2 separate regions of the Homo sapiens genome follow, and region 1 is linked to region 2. The links are chromatin contacts, found by Hi-C or POLR2A ChIA-PET in ENCODE. All regions are on one chromosome and are shown on one strand. The core of a region is the stretch at or near the end of the contact, and the rest is flanking DNA. Distances in the headings are between cores, read along the strand shown. Region 1 overlaps LOC105376876 (a long non-coding RNA gene). Region 2 has its middle 34 kb from the start of SYF2.

Region 1 (3,934 bases), core at 893-3,392, 340 kb before region 2:
CCAGCTAATTTTTTGTATTTTTAGTAGAGACGGGGTTTTGTCATGTTGACCAGGCTGGTCTCAAGCTCCTGGCCTCAAGCAATCCTCCTGCCTCGACCTCCCAAAGTGCTGGGATTACAGGCATGAGTCACTGTAACCGGCCCCATAATCTAATATCTAAAAAAACTACCAATCATTTCCTAATGTCATCTAATAATAAATAGATTTTCAAGCTTCTCAAGTTGTCCTCCTTCTCTCCCTCACATGCACACTCTCTCTATATAATTATATTGTAAAAATAAAAAATATATTTATATATGTGCATTTCTTTTTTTTTTTTTTTAGACGGAGATTCATTCTTGTCGCCCAGGCTGGAGTGCAGTGGCGCGATCTCGGCTCACTGCAACCTCTGCCTCCTGGGTTCAAGCGATTCTCCTGCCTCAGCCTCCCAAGTAGCTGGAATTACAGGCGCCCACCACCACACCCAGCAAATTTTTGTATTTTTAGTAGATACGGGGTTTTGTCATGTTGGCCAGGCTGGTCGTGAACTCCTGAGCTCAAGTGATCTACCCGCCTCGGCCTCCCAAAGTGCTGGGATTACAGGCGTAAGAGACTGCACCCAGCTTATATATGCATTTCTATATATGCAAATTAAAAACCAGCTTCTAGTAGAATGCCATTCTCTTCTCTTCCACCCACCTGAAACTTCTTCCTCTCCCACCTAGGCCTGGGCCTGTAAACCCCATCAGGGACAGTGGCGATGTTGGGCAGAGACATAAAGAATCTGCAGCCTTCGAGGACCAGGTGGAGGCATGGGGCGGGGTTGGGCAGTTTCCTGTCGGGGAGGTACTGAGAGCCAGATGCTGGCCACCACCTTCTCAGGGTGGCTGAGCTGGGGCTCGAGACAGAACTTGGCAAACACTGACCGTGGTTCTGGGACTGGCGGAGGCTGGGGCAAGCCCAGCCCGGGCTTCACAGCAGCCGTCACTGCTTGCGAGGTGCTCCTGGGCAGATGAGAAAACGTGCTCCTTGCAGAACTCCTCTTATGCCAACATACATGGCTCAGCGGTGGAGTCACGTTGGATTTTGGCCCCAATTCCGGTGCTAGCACTTTGTGCAGTGCACAAGCTATACACCCATATGTGGCAACCCTGACCGGCAGGGGTGACTTGGCTAGCAAGGCGGAGCAGACAGACTCCAGCCTGAAAGCAGGCAAGGTGGTCGTTCACAGCGGACTCTCTCTGTCCCCACAGCAACAGCATGATAAGAGCTGCCATTTATTAGGCATTTAGTCTGTGTGAAGCCCTGGGTTGAGTTAGCTCATGTTTTCTTCGTGACCGAGTAGGTGCCAGTGTTATCTTTACTTTAGGGACGAGCGCACAGGCTCTGAGAGGTTCAGTCATTTGCTTAAGGCTGTACACATCATAAGGCTTCATCCTGGGTCTGTTGGCTCTTGGGGCTGTGTCAGAAGAAGGGTGTCTCACATGGCTATTGTTAGGGGGCGTCCCGGAGTCCTGTTCGGGCCCAGGGCATTGAGGATTCTGTTTGTTAGGTCTGCGGTGGGATCTCAGCAGCCAGATATGCCCCATACCCTGTTCAGAACCACTGGGCGTCCAGAGCACGTGGAAATTCAGGCACACGGAAACCCAGCCCTCTCTGGGACACTGTAGGTGACACTGCTGACCTTTAGGTCCCCAAGAGCAGAAATCATGACACCTGGAAGTGCAAAAGGAGATCAGGAAGGTGCCAGAACTTCTGTGGTATCGCTCCCCCTCCCATACGCAGAGTATGGTCGGCGGGGAAGGACGTGAGGTTGGCATGACCCACATGGGCACCCGGCCATCCTGGCTACCCCGGCCAGACAAGCGACCTTGCATAGGCTAGAGAATATGACTTGTCCTGGACTCCTCCAGAAAATGGTGGGGGGATGCTGCTGGCTCCTCCTACCCTGGCCGCGGCCATCAGTTTGGTCCTGGGAAGGCTGGTGGCAGCTTCAAAGCTGGTGGCCAACATCTGGGGCTCTTGAAGCCTGCAGCTCACATTCCTTAAAGGAGAAGGTGGGAGTGGACCGGGGGCAGATTCTGGGGCTACCAGGCCCGTCACTCTCCCCACAGGCCCCTCCTTCAGACAACAGAGAGTTTACCGCATCCCTGTCCTAGACGGTGGCCGCAGGCTCTCAGACGGGCACTCCCTTCTGGCAGAAGCTGCTGTTAGCTTTGCCACACTCCCCACAGAGGCACCGCAGTTTGGAGAGGTGCTTAGGAGGGGCGAGCTACGGCCTTGAATCGTTTCAAGGCTGCACTCGCCAGTCTTCTTTGCTGTATTATTCTCCAGAACAAGCTCCTCCCTGTGGCCTGCATGAAAACTCGGTGGCTGTTTCTCCACTGTCAGAAAAGGTGACGTTTTTGTACACCTGGACCTAGAAGAAATCAGGCTGGGCTTAAAGAAGATCAGGCAGCAGACCAAAAGACACTTAAACTGTGACTCCTTTTGGTTTGTTTGTTTTGCAGGGAGAGGCAATTAGTGGAAATTCTTGGCCGCTTCTGAGCTGCTGATGGCAGTGTCTTGAGGGAGAGGCGCTGGGAGGAGAGGCAGCCGCGGGGAGGGGCCGTGTGGGTAGGGACAGTCAGTAGCATTCGAATGAGCCTTAAATCTATGGGAGATGGGACCCCCCAGTGTCTCAGAGACTGCGAGAAATTGAGCCCTGGAGTAGTCAGTGGTGTGCTGAGGGCTGACAGCTGTGGGCAAAGCTTCCCTGCATGACTGAGTGGACACCAGACATCTTTCTGGGCCAACTCTGTCTCCTCCTGGCTCCCAAACCCGCATTTCCCTTTCCCAGGCTCAGTGGTAGGTGTGCTTACCCCATCCTCGTGGGGCCCAGGGGGTCCACATCCAGTTTTCCTTCCTGACTGCCAGTATCGGTGACCTGTAGTGACTTCAGGCCCCATGCCAGGGGCACAGGCTGCCCACCAGCTCCTGCCTCACCCTACAGTGGACCCACTTCCAGTCCCTCGAGGTGGGCCTGGGTGTCTGATGAGCTGGCTGACCTGGACACTGTTCCCTGGGCTCTCCCTCCCTGGCCACCCTCCTCCTGCATCTTCTGTCCATCTTTTCTTCTCTCCACCCTTCCCACAGGCCCTCCCAAGGTCCCTACCTAGGATGAGCACAGTGATGCTGAAAAGAAAACCTTCCATTCCTGGAGGCGCTGAACCAGGCCCTGCACTAGGAGCTTGGCGCGCGGCCGGACCCAGGCGCCCAGTGTCACCCCGTGTGCCAGAAACTGCCTCCTGCTGCCACCCAAGGGGCAGGGGCTGGCAATTGTGGAAAACACAGGAGTCACAGTCCACCTTTCGGAGGTTGGCCAAGATGTCTCCAGAGGAAAAGACATTAAAGAGGTTGGCCAAGATTCCTCCAGAGGAAAAGACATTAAAGAGGTTGGCCAAGATTCCTCCAGAGGAGAAGACATTAAAGAGGTGTGTGTGTGTGTAAATGAGTGCGTGTGCGTGTGCATGTGAGTGTGTATGTGTGAGACCACACTTGTACCAGGCCTAACTTCTAGGCCCCATGTGAGGGGATGGTGGGGTACAAGACAGTGAGGCCCAGGTGCTCCCTGAGGGTGACCATGATGCTGGGGAGCCCACAGGAGTGGAGCTCAGCTCCTGCCAGTGGCAGTGTCTCCCTGCTGCCCCTGGCCTCGGCCATGAAGGTTCTCCACACAGGGCTCTTCTTGGGACAGCTGGGATTGTTGTTGTCATTGTTGTTATTTTATTTATTTTTTTCAAGGCAGAGTCCCGCTCTGTCACCCAGGCTGGAGTGCAGTGGCGCAATCTCAGCTCACTGCAACCTCTGCCTCTTCAATTCAAGCGATTCTCTTGCCTCAGCTTCCTGAGTAGCTGGGATTAGAGGCACACACCACCCCGCCCAGCTAATTGTTTTGTATTTTTAGTAGAGATGG
Region 2 (3,948 bases), core at 655-3,154:
CGCATGCAATCCTACAACAACCCTACAACCACGTAGGCACTTCTGTAAAAACCTGCCTCTTACAGATGAGAGAATGAGGCCCAGCGTGGTTAAGTGATGTGTCCAAGAGCACACAGCAGTGAGTGACAGAGCAGGAAGCTGAATGGGCAGCCTGGCTCCAGAGGATGAATGAATACCAGCAGGGACGGGGATTTGGAGGGCTGGTGGTGGGGACGAGCCAGGGCATGGAGCAGGTGGAATCTGGGTGGAGAGGCAGTGTCCCTGCCCCGGCCCTGAGACCTGCCATTTAGGAACACTAAGGATCCATGTCTCTGCTAATACAACCAAGCCAGAGGTTGTTCTAAGTGTGCAAAGCCACCCCGGGCCAGGGTGGGTTGGAGGGGTGGGAGGTGGAGGCAGCCTGGGAATGGAATAGCTGGGAAGAGCTGTGGGGCAGTGAGGACTCGCTCCACCCCACTGGCCAGCCTGGGAGTCAGGATCCCGGCTCAGCCCCCTGCCTGAGTGTTGAGGGCAGGAAAACAGTGCATAGAGCGCTCCTAGCCCCACGGCTGGGTAAACAGCAGCGGCCACCAGTCCCATTAAGGGACCACACGCCCTCTCTCATGCTGACTAAGCCTTGCTGTCTTTGAGCCACCCGTGTGGCCATCATTTGCTGTGTTGGGCAACTCCGTATCTTTTAATGCCTGCGCTGGTAACCTGTGGCTCCCCCAAAACTATGGCTGGGCCCATAAATCCTCACCCGGCACCTCCAAGATGTCAGCCAGCCCCTGGGACACCCCGCTGAATTTACGAGCTCTAAAGTCCAGATTTGCTCTGATGAGGGAAGCAAAGGATCATGTTGCCCATCTGGGACCTGGTGCTCAGAAGCCATAAACCACGCTGGTGACAGCGCCATGACAGGTCGAGGGCCCTCGGCGGGTCATTTGCACGCTGGTTAATGGCCATGATGATGAGGCAGTAGCTGCTTGAGAACCCCTTGTGGGCCACTAATGAAGCTTTAAATCTGTCACGGGAGGTTAAGGGAGGAGGTGCCTATTTTATCTTCTTTTTGGGGTGTTTAATCCCAGCTTTTGTCTTTTTTCTCTCTTACTCCTTTTTGTTTGTTCTACCTTGGCAGGCGCAATCTCACCACGGCCCTCTGAACACACACGTCGAATTCTAACTTGAAGGCACTGGGGAGTGACAGCCACTACATTTCCCAATCTTTTTTTATTGTCTTTGGAACAATAGTCTGCTGTGTTCCAAAGCACACAGGCTCATCTCAGATGGGGCAAAACAGAAGGAATGAGGAAGTCTGCGGGGAGCAGCAGCTGAGCGGGCAGAGGAGAGAAAGCTGCCTGGGGGCAGTGCCCACCTGGAAACAACGATGGGGAAGTCAGGGGCACTAACGTCCCCACCGGTCCAGCCAGCCTTAGCATGGCCTCAGCCACCACTCCCTTGACTCCTCTCTCCCTGGACCCAAACCTCAAGCCCACAGGACTAAATAGCCATTGGAGAAAAGAGCCGGGACTAACTCTCTTGCCTTGTCCTGGGGCAAAAACTATCAAGAGTCTTAACCAAGGAAATTACTAACAACTAGTACTCTTATTTGATCTAAGACTCTGTGGGCGTGGGTGTGGATGTGGGTCTGTGAGAGAGGAAGAGAGAAACAGACAGAGACACAGATAGACAAAAAGAGAGAGGCAGAATTGAGGGCAAAAGAGGGGTATAAGAGGAACTATTTGTTGGCACAGGAAAGAAAGATCTAGCATCTCTTGGCAGGCTGTGAATACCCTTTAATTAAGTAATAAATTTGGAACCAGGGAAATAAGTATCAGTAGGGAAACACTCGGTTTAATTACCCATTCATCTGCTTGGCTCTGCCAGGGCGCTGCTGGGCCACTGTTGCCAAGACACACCAGCTCGTGGGCACTCGGGACTGAGGCTGCCCAAGCACACATTCCAGTTTGGTTCCAGCTCCTTCCGTGTTGACAGAGAGAAAGAGAAACAGAGGTTGAGCGAGACAGAGGCAGAGAGACAGCGACGGCACAGAGGAGCAGCTGTAATTCCATCAAAGGGCTCTGGGGACCCTGTAAGCCACCAGACACAACCAGAGTGGTTTGTCACCAGAGCCCCAGTGGAATTGACTCAGAAGGCATTGTTGCAGATTTTTCCAACGTGAAGCCAAAATACAGAGGCCGAGTGTGTTCTCGGAGCCGTGCGTCACTGCGAAGGAGCAAACCCGGCAGGGTTGATCCCGTGTTCACCTCCTATAGCCATTGCAGTGAGCAGTGTAGCCAGCCACACACTGTGGGCGCCTCCACCAGGAACTCAGAGCCCCGCAGAGGGCGAGGCAGTGTCCGGGGAGACAGCCTAGAAACCAGAAGCAAAAAGCCTTCAGGATTCTATTTCCACGTCCAGGGTAGAGCTGAAAGACCTGAGGCTCTGGGCCTAATTACAGAGCTTGGGGTCCTGGGTCAGTGCCACAGAAGCCACTCACAAGGCCCTCCCAAGGTGTCGTGCAGAAGGAGAAGGTGGGAGGAGCCGAGAGGAAGGGAAGACCCCCCTGAGCAACGTGAGACCAAGGCTCGTGAGACCTACACTGCCTTGTAGGTCTCTGGGGTCTGTGGCTTTGAGTTCGGCAGCATTTCTAGAATCCAAGAGAAGAGAAAAGTGAGGAGGCTTTGGGAGACAACTCTAAGGTGCCCAGGGGTGACGGAGGAGGTACTTCCTGACCTCCACCAGGGATCCCAAGCCTCAGTCCCTTGTTTCCAGGGCTTTCTCCCCACGTGGAGGATGGGGGGAGGTGTGCTTAATGGGATGGACCAAACCTTTCTTGCTTTAGCCTCTGATTCCTAAAATCTGCTCCTATAAACAGCTCTCGCCCAGCAGGCCCCTTGTGATGTGTCAAGAGTAAACGAATCTGAAACAGCAAAGGAGATCGCCTTCCAAATAGTCTTGACTTTAAGAATTAAGGCAAAGAAAGCATTTGCCGAAGGACGTTTCCAATTTGGCCAAATCCAGGGCTTTGGAAAAATATCTTAAGACATTTCACCAAACCCAGAGCAAAGCCGGCAGGGCCCCACTCTGGTCATTATGAGTTATTTGCAGCTTGTTTCTTGCTGAAATCATTTTCTTCTCTCTGCAGGCTGAGCTCTTCTGAGCCAGCTTGATTTCTGCAGCTGTTATGCACAACTCTTCGCCTTTACAACCTGACAGGCATTTGGAGACAGTGCTGGCAGGCAGCAGGAATGTGAGGGCCCCCGCTCCAGCCCGAGCCCTCAAGGACCCTGGCCCAGTCTCTTTGTGCTACAGAGGCATCCACCATAGTGCCCTGGGATGGCGTGCTCACAGGACGACACGAGTCGACATTCGCCCAAGCCAGGCATGGCCAGGCTGGCAAAGGCCTGCCTATCTGGGCCAGGTCTGTAGGGGAGAAGCATCTACGGGAGAAGGCCAAGTACCACGTGGTATCCAAGCTCTGACAGGCAGGGAGTCAGGACAGATGGCAGGGGCACTGGGAGAGGGTATGCGGGCACCTGGAGCTTCCGAGAAGAGCCTTAATGAACAGGCAGGGCTGAGAGGAAGTGTGGCTTGGTGGATGAGCAATGCGGCTTTGGCAGCCGATAGGGCTGGATTCGAAGCCCCACCTTGCCACTCACAGCAGTGTGGTCTGGAACCGGTAGCGTAAACCTCTGAGCCTTTGCTCCCTTGTCTGGAGGGCAAGGACCACCACAGTGCCCAGCCATAGGGCTCTCACGCTCCGAAAATCAGCTCCTGTGTGTGAAGTTTTCTCTACGTGAGTGGAGTGGCTCTTTAGGCTCCTGCTTGGTGTGTGTTTGTTTGTCTGTTTGCTTTTTGAGACAGGGTCTCTCTCTATCATCCAGGCCAAGGCTGGAGTGCAGTGACGTGATCATGGCTCACTGCAGCCTCAACCTCCCAGGCTCAAGTGTTCCTCCCACCTCAGCC

The links. Hi-C counts contacts between places; a loop is a spot of excess contacts on that map. ChIA-PET counts read pairs that join two places held with the same protein, here RNA polymerase II (POLR2A). Pooled maps may share reads with other maps.
Region 1: a loop to region 2 is called in a map of right cardiac atrium, with 6 times the contacts of the local background. The contact joins two enhancer-like sites. A Hi-C loop is called at or near these places in 27 of 168 maps with a recorded cell type or tissue (GM23248, HCT116, HL-60/S4 and 19 more), 1 of 37 single-sample maps with no recorded cell type and 6 of 50 pooled maps. POLR2A ChIA-PET finds 5 or more read pairs at or near these places in 1 of 52 experiments (Panc1).

The regions. Positions count from the first base shown.
Region 1 is chr1:24,860,074-24,864,007 of GRCh38, forward strand. LOC105376876 (a long non-coding RNA gene) reads left to right here. Exons shown (of 3, transcript XR_947082.3): 2 at 3,115-3,452. Among named protein-coding and RNA genes, the nearest start is that of MIR6731, 57 kb to the right of the region's middle. Within about 2 kb of position 2,143, at least 2 of the 41 ENCODE cell types and tissues checked have a DNase peak (open chromatin) inside an H3K27ac peak, as active enhancers do.
Region 2 is chr1:25,196,892-25,200,839 of GRCh38, forward strand. No RefSeq gene overlaps it. Among named protein-coding and RNA genes, the nearest start is that of SYF2, 34 kb to the right of the region's middle. RefSeq lists an enhancer at 2,159-2,658. Within about 2 kb of position 1,905, at least 9 of the 41 ENCODE cell types and tissues checked have a DNase peak (open chromatin) inside an H3K27ac peak, as active enhancers do.